Linked DNA regions of Homo sapiens: regions 1 and 3 are each linked to region 2. The links are chromatin contacts, found by Hi-C in ENCODE. All regions are on one chromosome and are shown on one strand. Each heading gives the region's core, a stretch centred on a gene start or an enhancer-like site at or near the end of the contact. The rest is flanking DNA. Distances are from core to core; before and after follow the strand shown. Region 1 holds the start of MARCHF7 (membrane associated ring-CH-type finger 7). Region 2 holds the start of ARL5A (ARF like GTPase 5A). Region 3 holds the start of WDSUB1 (WD repeat, sterile alpha motif and U-box domain containing 1).

Region 1 (4,104 bases), core at 896-3,395, 7.9 Mb before region 2:
ACTAATTTTCTAGTACAGTACAGAAAGTCTTTTATGTCGGGCTCTAACTTACCATTCAATGTATGTTTCAGCTACAGGAACAAATCATGAATTCCTAAAACAAACCATAATATCATGACTTTGCAGTTTCTTTATCAAAGTCCTAGTGAGCCTTCACATCTTAGTTCAGGCAATAAATAAATAAATCCTGTAAAATTTCCAAGATTAAGCACCCCTCCCCTATGCTCCCACAGAACCACTGTACAGTCATATTAAGATAATAATAGTTGTTTATACATTAGTCTGATGACTAAACAGTGAGTTGTGGAGGGCAGATGCCATGTCAAGCTCATTCTTGTAATGTGAAGCTCTCCATAATTTGTAATTTGACTACAACAAATTACAAATTATCTAAAAAAGTTTTAAGATATTTGACAGATTTTGCATTATAAAATTATTTTCCTACAATAAAATGTCAAAATGTAGACGATTCTTGAACATAGAGCAGATAAAAGAGTTGTGTAAGGTGGGTATGGAGCGGACTAAAAATTGGCTACATGAGAGTCATGGATGACTTTTGTGTCCAAGTTCGTTACCTGACACCTTCATGTAGAACATAACCTGGGCATCCTCGTGCTTTATCTGGGAAAATAGCCCTCTTCCAGGTGGCAGAAAAAAGAAATCATTTGTACTTGAATAAGTAGGAATTCTTAATTCAAGACACCTGACCCAGCACTAAACTTGGAAAAAAACCAAGACTAGTATTATGTCCCCTAGTGACTGCTTCACACACCACCTCAGCAAATTTAATCCTCTCTAGAAATTAACTGCCATGTTTCTGAGACAATCTCGTGAACTTAAATAACTATGGCAAAAATCAAGACTCAAACCCAGGTCTTCTGAGTCTGGTGCTACTGCCTCATGCACCAGTCCTGTCTCCCAAAATGCTGTAGAGCTGTTAAATAAAAATATTATACTGACCTCATTTCTCAAACAAACTTTTTGCTACCTCAAGTAAAAGATCTAGTTACACTACATGTGTGCCTTCTTAATAACTGTATACTATTGGATTTTTAAATCGAAAATTCATCTTTAATCCTACATCTTGGTTCTGGACAGAAAGGTGGAGATTTAAAATAACATGTAATCAGAAAAATAGCTAATCAATCCTACAAAATGGGGGAGAAAACCTCGCCAAATTTCAGTTTTCACACATTTAACTAATAGTAACAAACAACATTAGTCGTGACGAATTTATTACCCAGATAGACTTTCCCAATATATTTACTTTGGTACTTGAGAAAAAGTATTAAGTGCAGCATTTTGGGGTGAGGGGGTGGACACACATCTTCAATACGCAGTTTCACCAAAATGAGGGAGTTTCCTACTCCCGGCGCCTTCTATATTTTTACTTCTTAGGCCAACAGGTCCATTTTTAATACAATCACCTACTTCGAGTTGCAGAACCCACAATTCACCACAACACAAAAATAACTCTCAGGGCGTCACGATATTCAAAAACTGACGTTACCAATAAGACAATCTTGGCCGAATCTAAGGGGCTACCGAAGTCACTTCGACTCGAGGCCGGGCTGGCCGAGCCGGAGCCCTGCCCGCCTTTGCCCCGCGCTCACCGGCGAGCTCACGCGCGACACCCGCGGCCCGCAGGGCTCCGAAGACCCCCCGCCCCACGGCCCAAGAGGAGGCCGCCCCGCGCCAAAGGAGGGCTCAGGCTTCTTCCCGTCACCCGCCACACGTCCCTGAGGAAGACACACAATCTGTCCCCTGCACCCGCCACAAACTCCACCACCCGACCAAAGGCCCCTGGCAAGGGAGGCCTGCGCTGTGGCCCCTTGGCCCCGGTGGCCCCGGACCAAGCTTCTCCACCTCATCCTGAGAGGAAGCGGCCTCCGCGTCCCCAGGCCTCTTCGTTTCCTCCCCTCCCCCACTCGCGGCCTGGTCCCGAACTAGCGCCCAAGACGGAGAAGAACTAGCTCCGCAGCTCATTACCCCGGCTCCTGAGCCGGCACCGACCAGTGCGCGTCCCACTCGCAGCAACACGCACCGCCGCCTTTCTCCTTGGAGTTCTAGGCCCGTGACTGAGGAAATGCAGTCGGCAGCGAAGCACAATGGCGCCCGCCCCTCTCCCGGATCCGGCGCAGAACCAGCCACCACCGTTAAGTGCCCCTCCCTGCTCCTCCTCCCCCCACTTCGCGGACTTCCTGGCTTCTCGCGAGAGTGGCGGCGCGGCGGGGACCGAGAGCTGCGGGCGGGCTGGAGGTACCCCACCGCGGGGTGGTGCTCTGACTGCGGGAACCGTTGAAGAGCTGCCCCCGGGGAGTCAGCGAGGCGCCACTGGTAAGCGGCAGCGGCTGGCTGGCCGGCGTGCCGGCAGCTGGGCTGGCGAGTGTGCGGGCGCCGGGCGCTGGAGGCCCGGGCCGGGGCGGTCCCCGCCCGTCTATAGTCTCTGAGCCAGCCCCTTCCCTCCCGGGCGCCGGGTCCCCGCCCACAGGCCCACCTGCAGGGCCCCGTGCTCGAAATAACGCCCAGCTGGTTGGCTTTTTTTTTTTTTTTTTTTCTTTTTCTGGCTCTTGGTAAGTGGCGCAGTGAATGTTGAATTGAATCAAGCACTGCCTTTTCCGACCTACCCCTCCCCGCTTGCTTCCCTGCCCGCCCTGTGTGATCTAACTGCAAGCCCTTTCCCTTAAGAGTTGGAGCCTGTTTGTCCAACCTTGTGATCATTTCCTTGTGGTAAGAATCTTGGTAAATGATGGTGATCATGTCTTTTAAAATCGTGATAGTAACCTTTAATAGCGTAGCCATCGATTTTGCAGTAAACAAATTCACCTATTTAGAAAGAGGGAGGAAAATTGTGAGGTGAATGGTCTGGTGAATATTAGATGAAACTTTCAAAGAACTGTAAATGTGGCAAACTAAGATGTAAATGAGTACTAATAAATAAAAGGGAGTAGGTTAGGGAAAAGCTACATCTAACTATGTGTAAATATTTAGATGATATGTTGATTTGGAATAATGAATCAAAAGTTTTTTAATGGAAAAGATCAGTTATTGAAACTTGGAAGAATACTGAAAGGCACTTGATTTTTTTTAATGACCTATTTTGTTAAGGTATTAAAAGCAATCCTTTGGATCCAAATAATTCCAATAAATGAAACACAGTGTTTCTACGTGTTTGTCATTACATCGGAAGGGAATGGAGTATCAGTCACTATCATCCTTATTTTATTGTCTTGGGGACTAACAGACTGTACATGTTTCACTATGATAAATTCTAAAATACTATAAATTTTAAAGACTTAAAGGTATTTTAAGTTGGCATGTAAGTGCCAATCTAACTTTTAGGATATGAAATGAAAATAAGCATCTGGTATGGGATAAAGTGAACAGAGATTACTTTTGAGGAAATTAATTTGCCCTTTAAAGAAAAATAATTCTTTTCCAGCCTGTTCGAGTGCCCCTGCAGCATTGTGGTTATAGATACACGGATGTATACACCCTGAAGAACCAGACTATATGGCTTCAAATTCCACCCCTGCCTCTTACTACCTTTGTTATCTCAAGCAATTCCTTAACCTTGCTAAACCTAGGTTTCCTGTAAAACGGGGTTAATAACAGTACCCATGCTCTGTAGCATTGTTTAGATGAGATAACACGTCAGTTCCTGAAACAAGTAAGCATTCCGTAATTGTTAGCTATTACATTCCATGTCTAAACCACCAATAATATTGTTTCTTTCTGTGACTTAATATTACATAGGTCTCTTAGACATCTTCTCAAGATTATGCTAAGAGAAATGACTGCACCCTTTTCCTGAGCTATGGCAGTCAGACCTGGCAGTGGTAACTACTCTACAGAACTCCCAAACCTGGCAAGGATGGTGCAGATTTTGGCAGATTATGGCTTTGTCCCCACCCAGCACTGATGATATTATAAAGTGAGTATGACACCAATTTCCTATGCTAAACAGAGCTTCTAGTTTTTTATTGGTGCTAGTAAATAAAGACCACTGATGAATATGTTTTTATTATTTAAGAATGGTTCGTTGTGTTTCTTTTTAATGTACTCTCTCTGATTTTAGTATTCAGGTAATTATCATGAGTGATA
Region 2 (3,904 bases), core at 723-3,222:
AACTTTCTTAAAACATTATGAGTATTTTTGTGATTTTACTTATTTTTTAGCTCATCAGCTATCAATAGTGTTAGCTTATGTTATGTGTGGCCCAAGACAATTCTTCTTCCAGTGTGGCCCAGGGAAGCTAAAAGATTGGACACCCCTGTCCTATATATTCAGTTCTCTTCACTCTGGCTGAAGGGAACTCAAATGATTCCTGACCCGTTGTAATCTCTGGGAATCATTTGCATTACAGTTTCCTGGTACTTATTTTTCCTCAGGAATTGTGACTGACCAGCCTCTTGGGGGTTCATACTGCACGAGCACAAATTGATATGCAGCCAAAGACTCAATGGCCCCTTAACAGGTTTCCAGAGCTTTTCTCTGTGTAGCTCCCTCCTTCCAGTTACTCTGCTTCACAAATTCTAGTCACCTTGATCTCTGGGAATGCTGATATGCGTCTTCAGTTCTAAGAGGTTTCCAGATTCTCATTTGGGTTCCCACTTCCTCCGTAGTTGACTGGGAATTGCTTTTAGGGATAAAGTCCAGGAAATGGTAAGACTCCACCTGTTCCTTTCTCTTTTGCAAAGAATCACAGTACTGTGATGTGTTTTTCAATATCTGAAATGTCGTTGCCTGTACTTTGTGCAGTTTTCTATTTGCTAATGGTAGGAGGATATATTCAAACCATCCTACTCTCTCATGCCTGAAGTCAGAAGTCTCTCCAATGACATTTTGCATTTCTCTGTAATCATAGATAAATTGGTCTTTAAACTCTCTGTCTCTGTCTCTCTCTCTCTCTTCTTTCTTCACTCGGAAAATAACCTGGGAGACCATTTCCTTGGGTAGATTGTAAAATATGAAGCTCCGCCATCACATAATGTGTATATGACATCCATTTCATAAGTTGACATCTGTGTGGGAGTCTGAAAAAGTCTTAGAGCTACCAAAGCATTACCTACGGTGTGCGAGAATGGAAATATTACAGAGTTAATGCAAATTGGTTATACAAACTACATTGTTCTTCTAAACAGTGTACAGAATATTAAGTAAATCCAGACATGATAATACATAAATTAATATGGATTACTATGATTTTCCTTCCCTTCATGTATGGCTCCTCTAAACTTTGGCTTTTTAACCATAAAGCCCCAAAAGAAGTCAACGAAATTACTTTTCTATATTTTGAGGTAAAATACTGGGTAGTTAGGAGAAGTGAGTTGGGAAGGTGCGGTTTATTGCTGATTTTGCTTAATTTCATTCAGCTGTTGGGGATGGGAGTGCAAAGCAGTTCAAATGGCTCCTACAAGTCTCCCAATTTTTCTTTATTTTCCTTTTTACTAAGGTTAACGAGAACAGAAAGGGATGGAGCTTTGGTGGCCACTAAAGGTTTTTAAACAGGGTAGTGACTTGATCAAAATCGTTGTTTTGGGCAATACTGACGTGAGAGTTAAGAGATTGGAGAGAAAAGAGCCCTGAAGTGCAAAAATGGCTTTAAGGTGACTATCTAGGTAAGGCCACTGACTTCAGCTGAGTGTCAGAGGGCAGCAGACTTTTCCCTCAAAGACCCACAGGGGACACAATGTCTTAAAGAGTCATGACGTGGAACTTTAAGTGTAGTGTATGTGAAGGGTTGGGGATGGACATGGGGTACTCAATTATATGTTTACATTATGGCGCAGTGGAGAAGATTCGAGGGAAATATAAATACTCGGGGACGCAACAGCAAGCAGTCGGAAGCCATCTGCCCCAACTTGCGGTCTTCACAGCCTCAGTCCCAGGGTAAAGTCCTGCGCCTTCCGCAGTCTTGGTTATGCAAATAAGCGAGGACAGGGCGGGCGCCCTTTCCTACGCTCCGCCCCTCTGGCCGCGCGCCTGCGCACTCACGTCCCTCCAGGCCCGCCCCTTCACTTCCCCCGCCCGCGTGGTCGTCGCCACCGCAGCCGCCCGAGAGGAGCTGGGGGAGGACGGTGGCCCGCGAGGCTCGTCGCAGACAACGCGGCGGCGATGTCCGCGAGCCAGGCGAGTGCCGCGGCGGCAGCGGCGGGGCCTTGCGCGCGGCAGGGCGGCCTGGGCTTCGGCCTCCCTCCGGTTCCCTGGAAGCGGGCCCGCGACCAGCGCGGGAGCAGCAGCAGAGGCGGAGGCTCCAGCGCGTCTCTCTCCTCCCCCTCAGCCTGAGCCGGGGGAAGCCAGGCGGCCCGGGTGTCTGGAGGGGGGGGGTCCGCTGCCCGAGAATGGGAATTCTCTTCACTAGAATATGGAGACTGTTCAATCACCAGGGTGAGGAGCTCGGTCCGCGGGCGTACGGGTTGGGGAGAGGGTCAGCTCGGGCCGGCTAGGTGGGGGTCTCCGAATACTTCGGAATGTGGGCGGCTCGGTCGGGCGCCAGCTCAGCGCGGGGTGCAGGCTGCGCGGATACGGGCCCGGGACGGTTCGGTCCCGGCTCCCGAGCTTGGGGATGGTTCCTGACTCGCAGCCCTTTGTCTTAGGAGACCTTCCTAAGAAGTCTTTTCCGTAATAGACCCATTGCTCCGATTTCGAATGAGAGTGGTAAAGGTTTCTTGCCCTAGGTCCGACGTCCCTGAGTAGCACGGCCTGGCCTGTCTTTCAGCCCTTTCTTTGCTCACCAGTTGTGTTTGGACACCACATAGAAGTGCTGGGGTCTTCTGGAATGAAGGTTATAGATTGCTGCCCTAACCGCACCACTGAGCGACCGAGGGTTGCAGAATGCGGAAAACGGGAGGAATCGCTCGACTTGTCCATTACACCTCTGGTTTATGAGCCTGCCCTCCACTGCCACCCGTCTTTGTGTGTGTTGGGGGCAGGGGGGGTTCTTCTGCCTCCTGAATAGAGATGGACTTCTCTCCATTTGTTTTACTTATTATATCTGTGTTTAAGGTTAAGCTTAAGGTCATTTTTCTACTCGTGTGGGTTATTAGACACAGTTTTTGTTTGTTTTGCTGGGTTAAAAATGTTAAAGTGTTTCACTGAAAGTTTTAAAAACATACCATATGAAACATTTGTTAACCATAGGTAACTAGCAAGTTACTAAGTGTAAAGTGTGTTATATAGGGATGCTTAAGTTCAGCCAACTTCAGACATGGCCATGAAATACCTATCAGGCTTGTTAAAATTTGTTACAAAATGACTAAAACTGGGGAAAGAGAATACAATTTTAACCCAAAGACTGGATACTTATTAAGATACAGTGGTGTACTTTTGTTTCTTTTTAACTCAAGTTGGGTGGTTCATCATTCCGCTGTCAGGAACTTAGTTTGTGTTTTTCTGTTGTGTAAGCTGATGGTGTCACGTCCCAGTTTTCCAATAAAGACTTACGTGAATGGTGGCATCTATTATGTACACCTACTACTACCACCTCCTCCTTCATGATCTAGCTGCTCTTTTAAGAAGCTTAGGGGAAGCAAGCAGAACTAGAACTTGTGATCCCTAATGTATCTTTTACGCACACACACACACACACAGATGTGTAGGTCACGTGATACCGAAAGAAAGGGCAGTATCAATTTTTCTGATAAGAGGATTTTTCATAAAGTAGAGAAAATCAGTTCTAATCAGCACTGTCTCTGACTGGACTGGCTGTTAGTGTTGGGAGCAGGAGAGTGGGAAGCAGTCACTTGAACTCTCAGGTTTTCTGGTCTAGGTTTTCTCACCTAGAACACCAGGGATCTGTGGAGCTTCCAAATCTTGTAAACTTTATTTCTACATTGCAAATATTAAAACGTACATTGCTGTAAGACTGATGGTACTTATAGTAGATAAGATCTATTCTAGTTTTAACATCCATCATTTTGTATTATTTTTAGCAAAGCTAGTGTTTCATCTGCTGTGAGGTTTAGCAAGACTGTGAATTGAGCTCTAGTGCTGCCAGAAAAAGAGTTATCACCACTTTCTATTTTGAGTC
Region 3 (4,068 bases), core at 451-2,950, 7.5 Mb before region 2:
GGGATTACAGGTGCGTGCCACCATGCCTGGCTAATTTTTTTCTATTTTTAGTAGAGATGGGGTTTCACCACGTTGGCCAGGCTGGTCTTGAACTCCTGACCTCAGGTGATCCACCCAGCTTGGCCTCCCAAAGTGCTGGGATTACAGGCGTGAGCCACCGCACCTGGCCTCCATTTCAATTTTTATCCTAAGTACATATTCATAAATATGGAAAAAGATTTATGTACATAACGTGGTAATATATTGAGGCTAAAAGAAAAAGATTTAGGTACAAAGATATTTAATCCAGCATTATCTACACTAAGATCAAAATTGTTGAAACCATCCAGCAACAGGGAAAATGTTAAATAATTTATGGTATGTTTATATGTAGACCATTATGTAGAAAAAAAAGCTAATGAAATTTTAGACATGGGAACAGCTCATGACACAAGTTTGTTTAAAAAGGCAGTTTCCAGGACTTTTTGTAAAATTAGTTTTTCTGAAAGACTGAGAGAAAATGTTATCTCTGAGTGGGTGATCTCTGAGGGGTGTAATTATTGACTATTTATTTTCCTGTTATATATTCTGTGTTTCCTACAGAGAGCTCTATTATTTATACAATCAAAAACTTGTTTTTAGAAAAATACTGTTTTGGCAATACTTTGGAATGGAATTTGGTGTTCAAAGTCTCAATCATGATGCACTCCGCTAATTTTAAAAAATTAACAAGAACTTCACAAAATCCTAATTTTTAATCTTCCCTTTCCCCTTAATCTTTTTCATTGCAAATAGTTTCCCACGGTCTCAATTTCATCTTTAAATGTGAGCATTTTAGGTCATTACTCTTCAAATGTAACTTCGGTCTCCACAGGCTGATATATTTTTAATGTTTCCTCATGGATTAAAAATAAAAGCTCTCTGTATCTTTGATTTTCATCTGAACATAGTCCCACACTATGTTGTGCATTTAGTTAACAAGTGGTAATTTGCTCAGGAACTTTTTTTTTTCTGGATAATTTTTATCTCAAAAAGCACTGGCAGGGCCACTTTGTAGTCAATGACACGTGGAAACCAGTCTACCGTGAGCCAGTGGGACGCACTGGGAAAGGCTGAAGAAAAGGCGCCCGGGGTTCCAGTGAGCTCAGGATACCCACCCAACGGCAGGGCTGGGGCCCGGGGCAGGCAGCCTGCCCGGGAGAGACCCCTAGGGGAACCCGAATGAGGAGGCGAGGGCAGAAGACGCCAAGTCACGGACCGCCCAGGGTGGCCGAAATAGAGAAGGCCAATCTGGGAGACCGGCCTCGGAGTACACAGTGCAGGGTGGAGAACTGGAGAAAGAGGTAAAAACTTTCAGCAGGGATGGCCGAACATTCCATGCAACGCCCCTTTAAAACGACGTTTCAGGCGATCACTAGGCCTTGCGACCGCAGCTTTAGCAAAAACAGAAAGATTTGCGACGGAAGTCCCTTTCCAAGCCTGAAATCGCCTTGACCCTAGGAGCCAGAAGCTGGGGAGGAACTCGCAGTCCGGGCGGAAGAGCGCGCATGCGCCGCCTCAGGGGCCGGTCCCGGGGGCGGGGCCTGTTCCCTCCGCCCTGGGTCTCCACAGGCTTTCGCGGGGCGGGGCCTACTCCCTCCGCTCTGGGTCACAGCGGGCGTTCGGGGGGCGGGGCCTGTTCCCTCCGCTCTGGGTCCCCGCGGGCGTTCGGGGGCGGGGCCTGTTCCCTCTGCTCTGGGTCTCCGCCGGCGCCCGCCCCGCCAGCCTCACCTGCGCGGCACGTGACCCGCACCGCCCGTGGGCACCTTGAAGGCGGATCCCGCGCGCCCCCGCTCCTGCAGGTGAGAGCGGCCGCGCCCACGGGCCGGCTCAGCGGCGGTGGCGGCAGGTGGGGAAGCGCGGCTGGGCCTGCTCGCGCGGGGCGTCTGAGCCCTCCATTTCCCGGTTCTAACCGCGCAGCAGGGCCCAACCGGGACCTTGAGTGCGGCGAGGCGTGGTTCGTGCACCCTTGGCCCGGGGCTAGGGCGGGCGTGTCGGCGTCGGGTGGAAGGAAGCCCCTTGCGGGTGAGCTCCCTGCCTCCCAGGCCTCCCTCTTGCCTGGGGTCGCTCAGTCCACAGAGGCCCGGCCGCTCATAGAGGGGGGCACATTCCTGGTCTTTCGTGCATGGGGGGTGTAAGTGGCGGACTTTATTTTGGGAGCGCTGGACACCTTTCGGGTTTGCTTTGAATGAGATGGGATTCATGTGTTTACGCTGGCCAACTGACCTGGTGTGCCCGGGAATTTACTGTTCGCGTGACAGCCGAGGCCCGAGGGAACGCCCACACCGCCCCCCCTACCCCAAGGCAGGTCCTGGGTAGGCCTGAGAGCTTTTTCAAAACAAACTGTTCAGCTGACGGTGGCCTCGGTACTTCCCACTGAATGCCCTGGAACTTGCAAAGGGAGCTGAGTGCGGCAGAGGGCTGGGAGCCGGAGTTTGTTTGGAAAATCACCTGTGCGCACTTGCACAGCTGGGATTTGCGAGCTCTCCAGAAAGCACCACCTGGTCTTGATTGTTTTCAAGACAGCAGTACAGGGATAGTCTACCAGAAATTTTCGTGTTTGGTTTTTAGGCTTTATTGGAGTTTATGTTCGAAGAAAAGAAGCTGAACTTATCCTAAAAGGATAAGATGAAGATAGGGAAAGGCATGCTCCTTATGCCTTAATATTTGTTTGATTGATTGATGGGGTCCTGCTCTGTTGCCCAGGCTAGAGTGCAGTGGTGCAATCACAGCTCACCGCCGGCGTCACCTCCGGGGCTCAAGTGATGCTCCCGCCTCAGCTTCTCGAGTAGCTGGGACTACAGGTGCTCGCCACCACACCCAGCTAATTATTTTTATTTTTAGAGAGATGGGGTCTTGCCTTGTTGCCCAGACTGGTCTTAAACTCTTGGGCTCAAGTGTTCCACCCATCTCGGCCTCCCAAAATGCTGGGACTACAGGTGTGCACCATCGCGCCCAGACTTTTTTTTTCTTTGGTAGAGGTGTTTCCGTAAATAAGACTAGGACAAAGGATTATCAATTTTACAAGTCAAGGTTATACCTGCCCCTTTCAGAGCTGATTCTGCCTCACTTGACACCAGTTTTCCACCGTCAGTTATGTTTCTGTGTGTGTATATATATTTAGTCTTGGTAGATTTTCTAATTTCATATTACATATGGATTATTTAAAGGCTGGAACTCAGTTGGGCTCGAACAAAATAAATATTCAACTTATATTTATTTAAGTACATTAGGTGCCTGACAGTTTTACATGGTGTGGATACAGAAATGAGCAAGATGGCAAAGTACCTACTCCTTTGGGATTTACATCCTAGTCGGAGGAGACAATTTAACAAATATCCGATGCTGGTGGTAATTGCTGAGAATATAGAGTGATGTGCTAGCCTAGGGAGTGGCTACTTTAAATAGGGAAACCGTCTCTGAGGAGAGACACTGAAATTGAGATCTAAATGACAAATAGGATCCCAAGAGCAGAGGCAAGAACATTTCAGCTTGAGAAAACCGCTTTATGGAGACGGAAGACTGTTAGGCCAAGGAGGCTGGAAAGAAGAGAGGGACAGTGGCCAGAGTTGAGATCTGAGAAGTGGGCAGGCGGGAATTATATAGGATTTTGATTACATAAGACTGTATAGGATTTTGTTTGCCATGATGAGTTTGATTTTATTCTAAATTTGTAAATTTGTTCTTGAGCGTGGTCTGGCTAAGTTCATTTTTTGACACTTTCTTAGGTTTTCTTTTCTTGGTTTCCTTGATTCATTCAGAGGTGGTTCCTCACCTCAAGTCTTTTGTATAATTTTACTATTTATCAGACAGGATGACAAACCATGATAGGACAGCTTTCAACATGGTCACTTATTAATAAATTTTCAATGAGACTTTTGTTGTTTTTTTTTAAGAGCAAATCCTACAGTTTGATTTTAAAGGCGGAGCAGATAGCCTTGGCTCCATCCTGTGAAGGGAACAGCTAAGATAGTTTATTAGAATAGAAAATACTTTTTGAGTTGAGATGAGCAGATCTGGAGTGAGGTATTTTTGAGAACTCCTTATGAG

What was found. Hi-C counts contacts between places; a loop is a spot of excess contacts on that map. Pooled maps may share reads with other maps.
Region 1: a loop to region 2 is called in a map of CD8-positive, alpha-beta T cell, with 22 times the contacts of the local background. The contact joins the promoter of MARCHF7 here to the promoter of ARL5A in region 2. A Hi-C loop is called at or near these places in 2 of 168 maps with a recorded cell type or tissue (CD8-positive, alpha-beta T cell and naive thymus-derived CD4-positive, alpha-beta T cell) and 6 of 50 pooled maps.
Region 3: a loop to region 2 is called in a map of CD8-positive, alpha-beta T cell, with 15 times the contacts of the local background. The contact joins the promoter of WDSUB1 here to the promoter of ARL5A in region 2. A Hi-C loop is called at or near these places in 2 of 168 maps with a recorded cell type or tissue (CD8-positive, alpha-beta T cell and naive thymus-derived CD4-positive, alpha-beta T cell) and 4 of 50 pooled maps.

Annotation. Positions count from the first base shown.
Region 1 is chr2:159,710,547-159,714,650 of GRCh38, reverse strand. It overlaps MARCHF7 (membrane associated ring-CH-type finger 7), which reads right to left and starts at 2,145. Exons shown (of 12, transcript NM_001282805.2): 1 at 2,045-2,145; 2 at 53-94. It also overlaps a transcript of BAZ2B not described here. RefSeq lists silencers at 1,547-1,666, 2,187-2,696 and enhancers at 1,857-2,136, 1,904-2,570.
Region 2 is chr2:151,826,489-151,830,392 of GRCh38, reverse strand. ARL5A (ARF like GTPase 5A) reads left to right here and starts at 1,972. Exons shown (of 6, transcript NM_012097.4): 1 at 1,972-2,262. The coding sequence starts at 2,217. RefSeq lists an enhancer at 1,647-1,696 and silencers at 1,747-2,256, 2,307-2,356.
Region 3 is chr2:159,284,335-159,288,402 of GRCh38, reverse strand. WDSUB1 (WD repeat, sterile alpha motif and U-box domain containing 1) reads left to right here and starts at 1,700. Exons shown (of 11, transcript NM_001128212.3): 1 at 1,700-1,820. RefSeq lists silencers at 1,571-1,740, 1,427-1,866.